Regions from separate parts of the Homo sapiens genome. Here region 2 is linked to region 1. A link is a contact called in ENCODE Hi-C or POLR2A ChIA-PET data. All regions are on one chromosome and are shown on one strand. Each heading gives the region's core, a stretch centred on a gene start or an enhancer-like site at or near the end of the contact. The rest is flanking DNA. Distances are from core to core; before and after follow the strand shown.

The links. A loop is a pair of places that touch in the nucleus more often than their neighbours do. ChIA-PET counts read pairs that join two places held with the same protein, here RNA polymerase II (POLR2A). Pooled maps may share reads with other maps.
Region 2: a loop to region 1 is called in a map with no recorded cell type, with 5 times the contacts of the local background. The contact joins the enhancer-like site here to the promoter of PPARGC1B in region 1. A Hi-C loop is called at or near these places in 2 of 37 single-sample maps with no recorded cell type and 6 of 50 pooled maps. POLR2A ChIA-PET finds 5 or more read pairs at or near these places in 1 of 52 experiments (activated T-cell).

What each region holds. Positions count from the first base shown.
Region 1 is chr5:149,727,333-149,734,902 of GRCh38, forward strand. It overlaps PPARGC1B (PPARG coactivator 1 beta), which reads left to right and starts at 2,978. Exons shown (of 12, transcript NM_133263.4): 1 at 2,978-3,088. The coding sequence starts at 3,011. It overlaps MIR378A (microRNA 378a), which reads left to right and starts at 5,493; the gene lies at 5,493-5,558. RefSeq lists enhancers at 2,577-3,227, 3,466-3,585, 3,596-3,645 and silencers at 2,636-3,315, 4,116-4,215, 4,226-4,275, 4,296-4,385, 4,416-4,645.
Region 2 is chr5:151,212,681-151,220,250 of GRCh38, forward strand. The region is part of intron 1 of CCDC69 (coiled-coil domain containing 69); the gene reads right to left. LOC105378230 (a long non-coding RNA gene) reads left to right here. Exons shown (of 4, transcript NR_160730.1): 2 at 79-209. Among named protein-coding and RNA genes, the nearest start is that of CCDC69, 7.6 kb to the right of the region's middle. RefSeq lists enhancers at 1-177, 888-937, 948-1,027, 1,808-1,857, 2,208-2,267. Within about 2 kb of position 2,716, at least 11 of the 41 ENCODE cell types and tissues checked have a DNase peak (open chromatin) inside an H3K27ac peak, as active enhancers do.

The DNA.
Region 1 (7,570 bases), core at 1,728-4,227:
AGGATGTAGTGACTGGTGAGAAAGTCCCTGACGTTGGGCAATGTGTGGCTTTTCTATCAACACGGGAGTTTTAAAAACAAAAAAGCCTCTGGGAAAGTGCTGTCAGGCCTTCCCTGGCAAGGCAGTGAATGGCACTGCAGCTCTGCAAGGACCAAGGCTAGAGATGGCTGGCTTTGGGGACACTCCCAAGTTTGGCCTCTGGGCTATGAAGGACACACCACCAGTCAGGGGCCAGGCTGGGCCTGGAAGGGACATCTCCAGAAACCATCCCACAGGACTCTGACTCTGGTGCCCAGGGGAGTAGCAAAAAAAATGGGGTCTTGGGAGAATTCAAGTCCTTAGTGCTAATGGTGATGACATTGGTGATGTTGGTGATGATTATAGTGATGATGGGCATTTCCTACCTGCAAGATTCAGGGCCAGGCAACTGACTTTACATGAATTGCATTATTTCATTCAATCCATCCTCACAAGATCCCTATGTGGAGCAGTACCATTGCTATCCCCACTTTACAGATGAGGAAACTGAGGCTCAGAGAGGTTAAGTAAATGACCAAGGGCACATAGCTAGTTTGCACCAGGATTCAAATCTGAATATACTGGAGTCCAAAGTACGCCAGCAGCCTGTAAGTGCTGGAAAAAAGGCAAGTAACATTGGCTAGTGCCTTTAAGGGATATATATTTCTTATTCCCATTTTAACAGAAGGGAAACAGAACAGAGCGCTTAGCGTATTCTCCATGAGGTCAGGCACTGTGCCAAGCACTGTACATATATTATCTCCTCAATCATCAAAACATCCCTATGAAGTTGGTGGTTTTTTGGTCCCCATTTGTGTAGATGAGGAAACCGAGGCCCGAGACTAAATGACTTGCTGTGGTTCCAAATCAGGCAGTGTGACTCCAGGGCCCACGCTCTTCACCCCCTGAATTGCTGGATACTGGAACAAGATGTTCCAGTATCCAGATGCAGGGTCTGAAACAGAACCCAGGACTCCTAACTCCTAGTCTAGGGCTCTGAGGCTAGATGCAGGCTCTCTGTTGGAATGCATTGTTCCTTAAAAGCACACTGGCCTTAAGCCCAAAGAGTGAAATCACGGCCTGCGGTTCTGGGAACCTCAGACTGGAGAAGGAAGCTTTTGCCCTGGTGTTCAAGTCTCAGCAGGTGTGCTGGGGACTCTCCCTCTATTTCCTTCTCCCGCTGGAAGGGAGCCCTTGTTAGGTGGGCAGGGTGGGGCAGCCCTTATGAGTGTAGGGTGGGAGGAGGGCAGGAGGCAGGCGTGCCCAATAAAACAGACCTAAAGCTTCCCGCCTTCTTGCCTTCATCCAGGCAGTGCCCTCATCTCCTGTTTGGTAAACAACAGGGCATGATGATGAGAGTTCAAGGTTGGAGTCAGGAGGTCTGAGTTCTGGTTCTGGCTCAGGCAGTCACTCCATGTACACATTGACAGTCAGTTTCCTTATCTGTATAATGTGTGGTGGTGGTGGTGGCAGAGAATCAAAATTCTCCAGCTTTTTCAGTTAACACATCATCTATTAAGTGCCTACTATGTGCCAGAAACGGCAGATACAGCAAGTGCAAAAGCAGATTTAGGCCCTGCTTTCATGGTGTTAGAGTCTTGTAAGGAGAGATACAAAGATTAAGTCTTCATTGCAACAAATGTAAAACGGCAACTGTGACCAGCTTTTAGAGAAAAAAGGCCTGCTGGTGGAGCTAAGGGAGCCCATGATGGTGGAGGTGGAAGGAGAGGAAATGGCTTGACAGTCCAAGGGGTAATAGGGAAAGATGCCCCGAAGAGATTACTAGGTGAGTGGCAAGCCCGTTGTGAGCGGGCCTGCGGAGGCTGGCAGGAGCCCAGCCCCTTCATGCATTGTGGGCATTGGTAAGAGAACTCATTGGAGTTTTTTGGGGGAAGGGTGCTGGGGACGATGGCAGAGAGAGATATATGATCAGGTTTAGCACAGAATATAGGCAAACGCACCCTTCAAGTAAAAGATAAAAATGCCTCCTCCTCCAAGGAGACTTCCTTGATTTCTTTGCTTTTGATCTATGGTATTTCTCCCTCCTTCTCTGGCCTTGTAGCCTGGGTAGAGAAACAGTCCTCCAGGGGAGTAAGACCTAAGCTTTCCCTTCCTGCAACTGATGTGCGCTGTAGCTTTGAACGAGGTCCTAGGTATATACATACATACATACATACATACATACATACATACATATATATATACATACATATATATACACATACATATATATACATACATATATATACACATACATACATACATATATACACATACATACATACATACATATATATACACATACATACATATATATATATATATATATATATTTTTTTTTTTTTTTTTTTTTCAGGAGGGATATGAAGAGTGACTTACAGGCGCCCGCCACCATGCCTGGCTAATTTTTTTTGTATTTTCAGTAGAGACGGGGTTTCACCATGTTGGCCAGGCTGGTCTCAAACTCCTGACCTCAGGTGATCCACCCGCCTCGGCCTCCCAAAGTGCTGGGATTACAGGCGTGAGCCACTGCGCCCGGCCTTCGAACGAGGTCCTATTCCTTCTCGAGCCTCAGTTTCCCCAGCTGTGCAGAAGAAGCAGGTTGTCTCGCAGGACCCGCCCAGCGCTAACGCAACGTGATTCGCTCTGGCAGGAGCCGGGGGCTGCCCGCATTGCTGCGCAGGCATCGGGCTGCTGGCTGGGGCACCGCCACCTGGCTGCCTGCGCTTTACCCCTTGCTGAGGGCTGCGTGAGCTGGTCGCGGCGCCAGACACGGCGCAGGAAAGTGGGTGAGCGACCCCCGGCTCCCGCGGGCGCCGCGCGGCCCCGCCCCCGCAGCTAGCGGCCCTGCGGCAGCCGGGGGCTCGAGCTCCGCCCTCCGCCTCCCGCCGGCCTCACTCCCTCCTCCCTCCTCCCTTGCTCGCTCGCTGGCTCCCTCCCCCCGGGCCGGCTCGGCGTTGACTCCGCCGCACGCTGCAGCCGCGGCTGGAAGATGGCGGGGAACGACTGCGGCGCGCTGCTGGACGAAGAGCTCTCCTCCTTCTTCCTCAACTATCTCGCTGACACGCAGGTACGGCCGGCTGGGGCTGCGGGCCCGGGGCCAGGGGTGCTGAGCTGCGGGGGCCGCAGCTGCAGCCGCGGAGGCCGGGAGGCAGCGGTGGGAGCCCTGGGGTAACTGGGGGTTCCAGGCTGCAGAGCCCCCCTTCCAGGCGCCCTGCGATGCGCTCCGTTACCGGGGCAGGGAGCCGGAGGTCTCCCGGCGCGTGCCGGAGCGCTGGGGGCGCTACGGCCGCTGGGGAGGGTCTAGCCTTGGCCGCTTGGAGTCTGCCACCCCGCGGGCAAAACTGGGGGGTACCGCGCTTCCTTTGGGAGGTGGAGGCGCGCCACGGTGTGGGGTACCCTCAGGCTGGCGCTGGGTGCTGGAGGCGCGCCGTCAGCGCCCGGCACTTGCTGCCGTACTTTCACGTGGACTTGTGGCCCCGGCACGGGTGCATGCCCGGGTCTCCGGAGTCCCCTAGTCCTCCAGGCTGTAGTCCCCAGAGTGCTGTTGCTGGCCCCCCGCGGCTTTCTACCCGCGCCCGCAGCGCGGAGTTTCCTGCCAGTTGCCGGCTAAAGGCATAAGGGTCTGCGGGGCACGTGGACATGCGGGCGGAGACAGCGTCTTCCTGGTTTCGCTATCGGGCGGAGCCCCCTGGGGGGAAAAGCCAGGCTGGATGGGGGCGGAAGGACTGTCTGGGGGCGCCTGGGTCCCCCTGCGGTGCGCGGCCCCGGTGCGCGCTCCACGATGCAGGGGGAAGGGAAGGCGAGGCGGAGTCCCAGGCACTGGCTGAGCCCGGGAGCCCCACTGGCGACACGCGCGTGACAGGAGAGGGTGCTCTGGTGTGCCGGGGCGCGGGGGAGCGAGGAAGCTGGTGGCTTGGAGACTGGGAGAGGGGTGCTGCTGGGACAAGCAGCCACCAAAAATGTCAGCACGAGGCGTGCGCGGCCCCCACCCCTTCCCCCATTTTCCCCACCCAATGCCTGTTGCAAGCATAAAGTTTGGCTCCAGAGTTAGGGCTTTTTCTCTGGGCGCCCGGCTGCGGGTCATTGGGAAGCTGAGGATGCGGCGGAACCTCGGAGGAGCCCCGGGTGCTGGCACACGCCTGGGCACGGAGAGGGGCGGCCGGGCGGAACCGGGCGCGGCTCGCGGGGGCTGGTTTGGTACCTGGAGTGGGAGCGCCGGTGCCGGCCCGTTTTGCATAACAGTGGAAGGGAGGGGGAAGGCGGAGATTGGGGGAGGGAGGTGGGAGGAGAGAGAGGGAAACTTTGCTTCTTGTTATAATCTGCCTGTCTTTGGGCGGCAGCAGCTGTCATGGGACCGGGTGGGCGGGGAGAGGCTTGCAAGCTGACTCCTTGCGGTGAAACGCGACTTGGAAGGGACGCCGCAGCCGAGACGTTCAGCTCCGGGCAGCGACTTCGGGCTGGCGGCTGGGACGGCGTGGCGTGGCAGGGTGTCGCCGAGAGGAAGCCCGCCACGCGGGAGGCAGGCCGCCCCTGGCCCGCTGCAGACGCCGCTGCGTAGGGGAGCCGCGGGGCCGCGTGGTCGGTGGCGGGCGCGCTCGGGTGGGTTCGCGGCAGAGGCCGGAGGGGCTAGTGGCGTGTGATTGCGCTTCTCGAGATCGAGGGGAATGTGTGATGAGCGGGTTGCGCGCGCGGGTGTGTGTGTGTGTGTGTGTGTGTGTGTGTGTGCACACGCCGCGCGCGCCGGGCGCGTACCTTTACCTCTGACGAAACTGCGGTGGAGCTCCCGCCGTCGTCGCCGGGCTCCGTCACACGCCCCGCGCCGGTGTCTGCGCCGAAGGCAGGTCCCAGCCTCAGTACCCCCAGAGCCGACAGCTTGGGGCTAGCGGGCACTGAGTGCGGGAGGAGGGGCAGAGTCACTCCTGGGAAGATTCTGTCCCCAGATCTCGAAATTGCCCTGGGGCGTCTCCGAATCTCTTGGCTGAAAAGCGGATGAGAGAGGCCTGAAATAGCCGGAGACTCGTTCAGGGACCCATGTCAAGAACTGTCCGCTTTGGACTGTACCCCGGATTTTAACTCGATCTTCAGTGTTTGGCTCAGCAATAATTAATTATTTTGCCCTTTAGCCGCCCAGCGAGCCTAGCTAGCAGAAATATTTCAACTAAGGAAACTAGAAAATTGAATACTCAGGTGTTTGCAGGAGCAGTGCAGTGAAAGTTAATCTGGGACATTTGCTTTTTTTATTTAACCACATGACAGGCCGAGGATCTTCTGGTGATCTTTGCCGGCCCAACTTGGGAAATGTAATTGATAGGATGAGCTTTGAGCCGCCCCTAGAAGGCTCGGAGAGCCCAGCCGGAAGAGGACCTGGGCGGGCCCAGTGTGCTCCTCCTTATTTTACAGCTGGAGAAAGAGGCTGCGAGGAGTGAGCGGCTTGTATGGGACCATGCAGCCAGAGGGTGACAGAGCCACCCAGGGCTCCTGACTCCAGGTCCTGTGTGTTACCTAGAAATAGCACTGGACTTGGAGTCAGAAGGCCTGAGTGGAGTCACCTTCCCCACTCTCTGGCTGGGTGACCCCGGAGCAAGCCATTTGAACTCTCCGAGCCTCATTTCCTCCATCTGTCAAATGGGGCTGGTGGTGCCGCAAGAGAATCCAATGGCCTGGTGGTGGGGGTGAGCAGTGTTTGCATGTGAGATGTTCTGGTTGTTCCTGCAACCCCCTCTCCTCCCCCAAACTTTCCCTGACCCTCCCCTCCTTCATCTCCCTTTGGGAGCTTTGGGGAAAGTGGATTAAATGGTAATTCATTGTCTTTGTCCCAAAAGATTGTTGTTGTCTTTGGTGGCTAATCCAGGGTTAGATTAGAGGGAGGACTTCTGTTTAGGAGACTTAACTTTTACCCATTGGGGCCAAAGTACGGAAATTTAGCAGAACAAGGATTGCGAAAGTTTCTTGGAAAGCTTTGAGGCATGGATCCCAAAGGACTGTGGGTGGCTTCACCTTTGTTCAGGCTATGCCCCTGGCCCAGAGTACCCTCACTCACCCGTCCTGCATGGCCTTCTCCTCTACTAGGCTCTCCCAGCCCAGCTTGCCCTGCTTTCTCTCCTTTGGTTTTCTGCATCTGTGTGATACAACCAAGCACTTTGTGTGAGTCTGGTGTCCAGTAAGATTCTAGCACTAGGGTTGTACCTTTTATCATTGTGCCTGCAAGGCACCTGTCAGTATGCTGAGCTGTGTTCCTTTGCTTAGCTCTTGGCTAGGCACATGGATTACAGACAGGGGTGCAGCTGGGTCCTGCCAAGCAGAAGCTCCCAGGCTAGCAGGGGAGACAGCTGGGCAGCGAGTGTGGGAGAGAGGAATGCAGAGGGCTGCAGCTGTGGGCAAAATTTTAGACCCCAAAGGCCACACAGCAAGTCCACACTAAATATGGGCTATTTGAAGTTGCTTAGGGCATCAGTCATAGATGCACAAAATGTCAGAGTTGGCAGCGGGAATGTTAGAAATCATCAGTTCTAACAACTTATTTAAAAATATTTAATTATAGAATTGTTAGAAAATACTGCCAAGCATAAAGAAAAAAATGAGAAATATGTAACATGACCCAAAGATAACCACTTAATTGTCATGTATATTCCAGACTGTTTATTTCCTGTTCATATAGATCACATCTTATTTTTAAAAAATGGAGTCGCCGGGCACGGTGGCTCACCCCTGTAATCCTAGCACTTTGGGAGGCCGAGGCGGGTGAATCACCTGAGGTCAGGAGTTCCGGACCAGCCTGGCCAACATGGTGAAATCCTGTCTCTACTAAAAATACAAAAATTAGCTGGGCGTGGTGACACACACCTGTAATCCCAGCTACTTGGGAGGCTGAGGCAGGAGAATCGCTTGAACCCGGGAGGCGGAGGTTGCAGTGAGCCGAGATCGCGCCACTTCACTCTAGCCTGGACAAAAGAGCGAAACTCATTCTCAAAAAAAAAAAAAAAAAAAAAAAAGGAGTTATCCTGAATATACTGATTTGTAACTTGGAATTGCACTGTTCTGTAACTTGTTTTTTTTTTTCCTCTTCCAAACAATATGCTGTGAACATCTTTCCACATCAGTAAATATTCTACTTAGTATCTTAATGATTATATAATGTTTTGTTGAAGATTGAACCGAGATGTATTTAATTAATCCTTTATCGTTACTCATTTACGTTGTTTAATTTTTTTATTTTGCTATTGTAAGCAATGCTAAAACGAATATCTTTTTATGTATGTCTTTGTTTCTTCCTTTAAGTTCCTAGAAGTGAAATTACTCCATCAAACTCATTCCTGGATTCTCTTCTAGAAAGATTGTACTTATTTGTGCACTGGCATGGTCTGGGAACACCTGGTTTCCTATACCCAGATAACTGTTGATATTTTCATTGTTTTTCATTTTTACCAGTCTGTTCGTCAATAAATTCTGTTACCCTTATTGTTTTAATGTGCATTTATTTGATTACTTGTGATGCTAAACTTCTTCCCCATATGATCATGGGTGACTTGTGGTTCTGTGTTTCTGAACT
Region 2 (7,570 bases), core at 1,466-3,965, 1.5 Mb after region 1:
GGAGGGGCTGTTAACAGAACAAGAGTTGGTCAGCCTTGAGAACAGGCAGGAAGACCTGATATTGTCTTCAAATCTCAGCAGGAATGTCATGGGTAGAAGCTGCTGGCGTGTCATCTACAGCCTTGGAGGACAGGATTGTGGCCAAGCATGAGGAGGTTCCAGAAGTTTCAGTTCAGTATGAAGAAAAATTTCAGAACCATCACAAACTGGTAGGCTGCCTCATTGGAGGGTGGGGAATCGTGGTGGAAGTGAGCGCTCCATCATTAGTAGCATGCAAGAAGAGGTTGGAGAGTCAAACTTCATGCTGTAGATTGGACTGGTGATCTTTTAGAACCCTGAACTCTAACAGTCTATAATTCTAAAAAGCATCACTGATGTTCGGCAAGTGAAAGCCTCTGGTAAGCATAAAGAAATTATCTACTACATGGCATGTAAAGACCACCAGCATTAATGGAACCTCAGGGAGCTCTGTTGAATGCTATTCAGGGAGCAGCATTTTGGGGTGAATGGCTGTAGTCACATACTCAAGCCTTTGGGATAGACCCCTAAACTTCCCTCAAATTATTTTTTATTTTTTATTTTTTGAGACGGAGTCTTGCTCAGTTGCCCAGGCTAGAGTGCAGTGGCGTGATCTCGGCTCACTGCAAGCTCTGCCTCCTGGGTTCACGCCATTCTCCTGTCTCAGCCTCCTGAGTAGCTGGGACTACAGGTGCCCACCACCATGTCCGGCTATTTTTTTTTTTTTGTATTTTTTGTGAAGATGGGGTTTCACCATGTTAGCCAGGATGGTCTCAATCTCCTGACCTAGTGATCCACCCGCCTCGGCCTCCCAAAGTGCTGGGATTATAGGCGTGAGCCACCATGCCCGGCCAACTACCCTCAAATTCTGAGCCTCACCAGGCAAGAGTGAATTAGGCAGAAGCAACTTGGATAGAAGCCGCCCAGCTATTCCCTACCTTGGGAATCCTAGTAGGATGGAAGGTAAGAGTAGCCCTGAGGGAGGTTCAGCCTGTCCTGCAGAGACTTGAGCTAGCCCTCTTTGGGAGCCATCACTCCATTCTGTTTGTCAGCCTTCAAGGCTTGTGTATTTCTGATTAAGTGCTTTGTGTCCTCATTGTTCCTGCTTAACTTAGAGAATTTAGTAATTAAAGAAGACTCCTTAAGAGTTCACCCAGCTCCTCCGTGTCCCATACATCACAGGCCTGGCTTCCTCTGAGCATGTAGTTCTATCACACCTATCCTGGCTGAGGAAGGCTTACGGGAACCCAGAGCAGGGTTGGAAGGGCCCCAGGAGGCAGCTGACTCCAATCCCCACCTCCTTTTTCCAGATAGAAAAGCTGAGGCCCAGAGGTGGGTGGGCAGATAACTTGTCAGAAGCTGCAAAGCAGGGAAGCAGAGCCCTGGGGAGAATCCAGACTCACAGCTGAGGCTAGAGTCCTTTCCGTCCCCCTGATGCCAGGGTCAGCTTTATCTGAGTAGCTGAGCCTGTAGGGGAGAGGTGATTCTAAGTCTCAAGGGGCTCAGGTCACACCCTCCTCAATATCAGAGCTGCCTTTCCGGTGTCTGGCCCAGCACCACTAGTGCTGGGATCTAAGTAACCACAGTCAGAGCCTATTGGCCGAGGGTAGAGGCAGGAAGGAGGCGGGGAGTGTGGCCCAAGGGGCCCCACTCCAGGGCCTTCGGGGAGGAAGGGCGGGGCCTAAATGATCAGGGCTGTTGAGAAATGTTAGTGTTCACACCCGAATTACAGAAGCTCAGACAGAACACCATAAATACAGGCCTTAGCCTCCCCATCTCTAAGATGGGCAGAGATATTCTGCCAAAGTAATGCCTGAATTTGATGTCATTGAAACTCAAACACTGCCAGGGACATTAAAGATTTAATTCATCCCCTTCATATCATATAGTGTGTGGTCAACATTTCCTCACTGGCTGGAGGACAGTCCAATGTGATTGTACAACCAACTTAAAGTTAGAAGTGCCAGGCTGCACCACTCCGCTGCACCGGGGACACGGCCTATGCTCTGAACACCTGCAGGACCCCCAGAGCACACAAGTCAGGGGCGGATGTGGTCTCCACTGCTCCTATCTGACCAACTGATGAGGTGTCTCAGGGGAGCAAAGGACCACTTCCTTCTTAAATACCCCTGCACCTGGTGAGCCAGACCACAGCAGACAAGCATCAGAAGGGCCTTGAGTGCAAGGCCTCACTTCACAGACGATGACACTGAGGCCTAGAGAAAGCCTTTCTAATACACCTTATTTATTTTCTTCCTCCCTAGGGCTCCCGTTTTCTTGTCCCATATCAGCTTCCCAGGGTGTCTGCTAGTTCTGGTTGCCTCAGAGGGCCTGGAGCTGGCAAAAGCACTAGACATTATTTCTAGCATTTGGGTCAGCCTGGCAGGCAGGACCCTGAAGGAGCTGGACAGAAAATGGTGTCAGTAGCTGGATGGGGGTGGGGAAAGAGACAGGCTGAGGGCCCAGATACCTGTCTCCCAGTCCAATGGCAAACTGGAAGGCCAGAGCCAAGGTCCTAGCTTGCCATCTGAGGCTGAGCGCCTGGATACCTGTCTCACAGTCCAATGGCAAATTGAGAGTCCAGAGCCAAGGTCCTAGCTTGCCATCTGCTTGCTGTGTGACCTTGAGTGGACACTCTTCCTTTTCTGTGCTTCTGTACCCTCCTCTGCATGGCATGGAATTGTGCAATGGGATACGTAAGAGCCCTTCTGGTTTTGACATGCTGTGGATGGGGAAGAAGGGGCAGAGTGAGGTCATCTTGCTATCTCATCTTCTGTCGATCCTGTCCGGCTTGTTTGCTCTGGGCAGGGCAGAGGCAGTTTGACACACTCAGCTGTTAGCTCTGGTCATGGAGGGGGCTTCTCTGGAGAGCAGGAAAGGAGGGTCCCTTGCTCAGGAGGCCTGGGTGAGAACCTGGAGCCCTCCACACCATCCCCTGTTCTTCAGCAGACAGTGTAAGGGTGGTTGTAAAAGAGAGGGCGGGATTGCCTGAAAGCAGAGAATGACAGAGCTCAGCCATCTCCCAAGTTGCACGCAGCATGCTCCTAATTCTACAGTAGCACTGTGAACAGAAATAAGTACCCATTAGTGAGGACAAGGAGGATGCACAGGATGCTCAGGGCAGGACCATTTGCAGTAGGGAAATGCTGTAAACTGAGGACTGGCTGGATATACTCAGGGACATAATACTATGTCATTTCATTCATATGTTTAAGAGAGTGAAGTAGACCTTTATGTACAAAGATGGAAAGGCATTTGGTAAAATACCAATATCCAAACTAAACTATTTCTTTTCTGTCACCCAGGCTGGAGTGCAGTGGTGTATTCTTGGCTCACTGCAACGTCCACCTCCCAGGTTCAAGCAATTCTCCTGCCTCAGCCTCCCCAGTAACTGGGACTACAGGCATGTGCCACCATGCCCAGCTAATTTTTGTATTTTTAGTAGAGACAGGGTTTTACCATGTTGACCAAGCTGATCTTGAACTCCTGACCTCAGGTGATCTGCCCGCCTTAGCCTCCCAAAGTGCTGGGATTACAGGCGTGAGCCACCATGCCCGGCCAACTATTACTAATGATAAAAAAATGCATAGGAAAAAGTACCTAGAAAAGCACAAACTGATAACAGTTGTCATCTCCAGAGAATGGACTAAAATTACTGTGGTCAAGGAAGGGTAGCTTCCATTTTACATTTTACCTAAATTATTAGGATTTTTTTTTTTTTTTTTTTTTTTTGAGACTGAGTCTTGCTCTGTCACCTAGAGCGAGTGGTGTGCAGTGGTGCGATCTCGGCTCGCTGCAGCCTCTGCCTCCCAGGTTCCAGCGATTCTCCTGCCTCAGCCTCCTGGGTAGCTGAGATTACAGGCACGTGCCACACGCCCGGCTAATTTTTGTATTTTTAGTAGAGACGGGGTTTCACCATGTTGGTCAGGCTGGTCTCAAACTCCTGACCTCAGGTGATCCGCCCGCCTCAGTCTCCCAAAGTGCAGGGATTACAGGCGTGAGCCACCACGCCTGGCCAATTCTTAGGATTTTTAAAGCAACAACGCATTCAAGAATTACTTATATACAAAGAAATTAACAACAACAAGAAAAAGGTACCTCTCTTGGAACCTGAAAGCCTCCCCCAGAGTCAAGGTACAGACAGAGAAATCAAGGCTGGGGAAGAGAATAGTTAGCAAAAGAGGCAGAAGTGGACCCATTGTTAGAATGATGAATACCAGAGGTTGGGAAGGACGTGTGTGTGGGGTGCGGGGAATGAAGAAAGGCTGGTCAAACGATACAAACATACAGCCAGATGGAAGGACTACATTCTAATGTTCCATAGCAACCATGAACTGTATACTTTAAAATAGCTAGAAGAGAGGACTTGAAACGTTCCCAACACATAGAAATGATAAATACTCGAGGTGATGAAACTCCAAATACCCTGACTTGATCATTACACAGTCTATGCACCTAACAAAATATCATATGTACCTGAGAAGTATGTAAAATATTATATATCAATAAAAAATATAAAGAAGTAGGCCCCATTCTTGACTCCCAGTCCAGTGCTCTTTCCTCTACAGATGCAGCTGCTGGTGTCCAAAAGCAATGGGCCCTGTCCAGGCACCTCCTTGTTTACAGTGCTGCCTCTTCTGCTGCCAAGATGGGTTCCAAAGGGAGGCACTGGGTTCTTGCTGTCATTTTTGATTGCTGGCAACTTGGGGCTGGGGGTGAGAGGGTGGGTAAGGAGCAATTAACCTTGCGATATGAAAGTTTCCTAAAGCTGCTGTAACAAATTACCACGCACTTGGTGGCTGAAAACAACAGAAATGTATTCTCTCACAGTTCTGGAAGTTAGAAGTGTAAATTCAAGGTATCAGCCGAGCTGGCTCTTCTGGAGGCTCTGAGGGAGGATCTGTTACCTCCCTCTCTCCCAGATCCTGGTGGGTGCTGGCAATCCTTCGTTCTCTGGCTTGGGAGATGTGTCACTTCATTCCCTGCTCTTCTCCCTGTGTGTCTGTGTCCAAATTTCCCTCTTCTTGTTGGGACACCAGTCACTGGATTAGGGCCCATCCAATGTGACCTCATTTTAACTCAATGGCCCCTGCAAAGACCCTATTTCAAATAATGTCGCATTTACAGGTTCTGGGTGAATGTAAATGTAGGAGGGGACATTACTGAATCCAGTAAAGGTAACAGCTTTTCTGATGTCCAGGCCATTTCCTTAAGGAAGGCACAGGGGCAGGGTCACATGGGGCAGTAGAAAATGGCGAGGAAAGCCACAAAGGTCATTGTACACTCAGTGAAAAAAAACTCCATTGCAGAGAGGAGGAAATCTGGAAGTAGGTCAGACTGCATATCACTTGTCTTGGGGGGATGCATGGATGTGGATGGCTGTTTTAGGTATAGTACAGTGTTTGGCCTAGATGTTCTGGAAGGTTCAGATTTGAAAATAAGGTGACACAAGATAAACTATTTTTAGGGATTAAGATTCACCTTGCAAGACAAATAGGATGGCTTGTCTTCAGGTAATGGATGGGTTTAGATCTGCTAAAGATGGATGGATCTTCTCTTGCTCCTTTTCTCTGCCAAGGTGGGACAGCAGGAGCTCCCTCCCCACTGCCAGTCCTGCTGCAGTGGGGGCTCCCAGTCTGGCCCTCTCCCCTGGTCACTGGGGACGGCTCACAGTGCTGAGGGAGGATGATGCAGAGGACCGAGTGCCAGCCGTGTGGACGGAAGCCCAAGTACACCCTGAGGTGTCAGAGCCAGAACTAGGGTCATCTGAGAGGCTCTTCCTTTCGTTGGGAGGGTACTTACACTCTTCGAGTTTATTTTTTGAATATGAACATTCATGAATTTCATACTGAGACCCCTTAGAGCTCCTTTTCCAGGCAGGTCTCAGACTTCTGTTCACTGGCTGATCTATGCACCCTGAGATGTCAGGGGGCAGCCCCTCCTAACCAGAGTTTCACTGTCTTGATTTATATAGCAGCCTGTTTCTGTGCAATTAATTTAAAATTTCATCTTTTCTTCCCTTTTTATGACAAAAAAGAAACACAGTGCTGACATGAAGCACAGGTCCCAAGCCTAACAGCCAACTGAAGCAAAAATGGGAGCCCTTAGGTATCTGGGAACTCGTCAGGCTCTCAGGGGACCTACATCAGCCACCCATGAATTCAATAGAGGAAAAGAATTAAAAACATGTACATGTGCAGAAAATATATCACCAAAGGTTGTATCTCAAAGGCAGAGAGTATTGGGAATTATTCTAGTGTGTTTTAGGTTGCCAAACGCAAAAATCTGGTATTTAATCTCACAGGTCTTCCAGAGTGCCTTGTGCATGGAAGCCTGTACTGGCTTTAGCTAGGAAGATTGGTGGGCATTAGTTTCTAGGTTGGGCAAAATCATCAGCTCGGAGGCCATGTACATGCCAACATCTCCATGATGGTTGGGGCAGGGGGCTGAGTGCTGCAGAGGCAGCTTTCCTTCACGCTCCTCAACTGTCCTGCCCTTACCAACCGAGCTAGAAGATCAGATTTGCCCACTCCTCCTGACCAGGTGTCAAGGGCTGCTCCCATATTCCTTCTGCCTAGCATGCCCTCCTGAGTAACTCGCCTGCCCCATAAGTGCCTAACCCCCGCCCCCCTTCTAAACCCAGCCAAGATGCTGTCTCTCTAAGGGGCCTTCCTTGACCCCCCCGAGTCCAAAGCCACACTGGCCCCAGGTAGGAGGAAAACACAAGGGATGTTCATCAATTACCAGGGTAGGAGTGCAGACTGCAAAGAACCACGCGTCCAAACCGGTTAAATAAGCCACGGAACAGCCACAGGACATTAGGTAGCCATTAAAAAGTCCGTGTTTCCATGGACTACTTAACATGGGAAAATGCCCCCGGAAGAATATTAAGTAACTGGAATATAACCATATAAAACATACTCTTAGCTTTATACAGATAGTCATACTCACATCTATAATATACATAGGAAAAAATGGTACAAAGAATGACACTGAAATGTACACAGTGGCTATCTCTTAATTGTGAGATTAAAAGATTTTTTAATTTCTTATACTTTCCCACATTTTGAAATTTTGACTCAAAATAATAATCAGAACAATTCCATTTTTTAATGGAATCGTAAATATTTGCTAGTCGTAGGTTTGCATCCCCTCTAATATTCTTGCCAAAATGCCACCTGACCCCTGCTTGAACCCTCCAGTGATAGGAACTCACTACCCTTTGAGGCCTTTTTTTGGCCACTTATTCCTCATGAGTAGAAATCTGCTCGATTTAGCCTCCCCTACTGGCCACTGTGCTGCCTTCTGGAACAACAGAGAAAAAAACTGCTTTCCATGCCCCTTGACAAGACTTCAGAGATTTGAAGGAAGAGGCCAGACACTAGCCTGCATCCTCCCACCCTGCCCGCGTCAACCTTCCAAGAACACTAATGTCCTTTAGCTCCCACGTCCCGGGGTACTTTCCTTGGGTACAATCTAGGCAGTGATGTCCTTAAAGCATAACATTAAGTCTGTGCCTCCTTATCTCCTTCAAAGGCATCCTTCTTGCTAG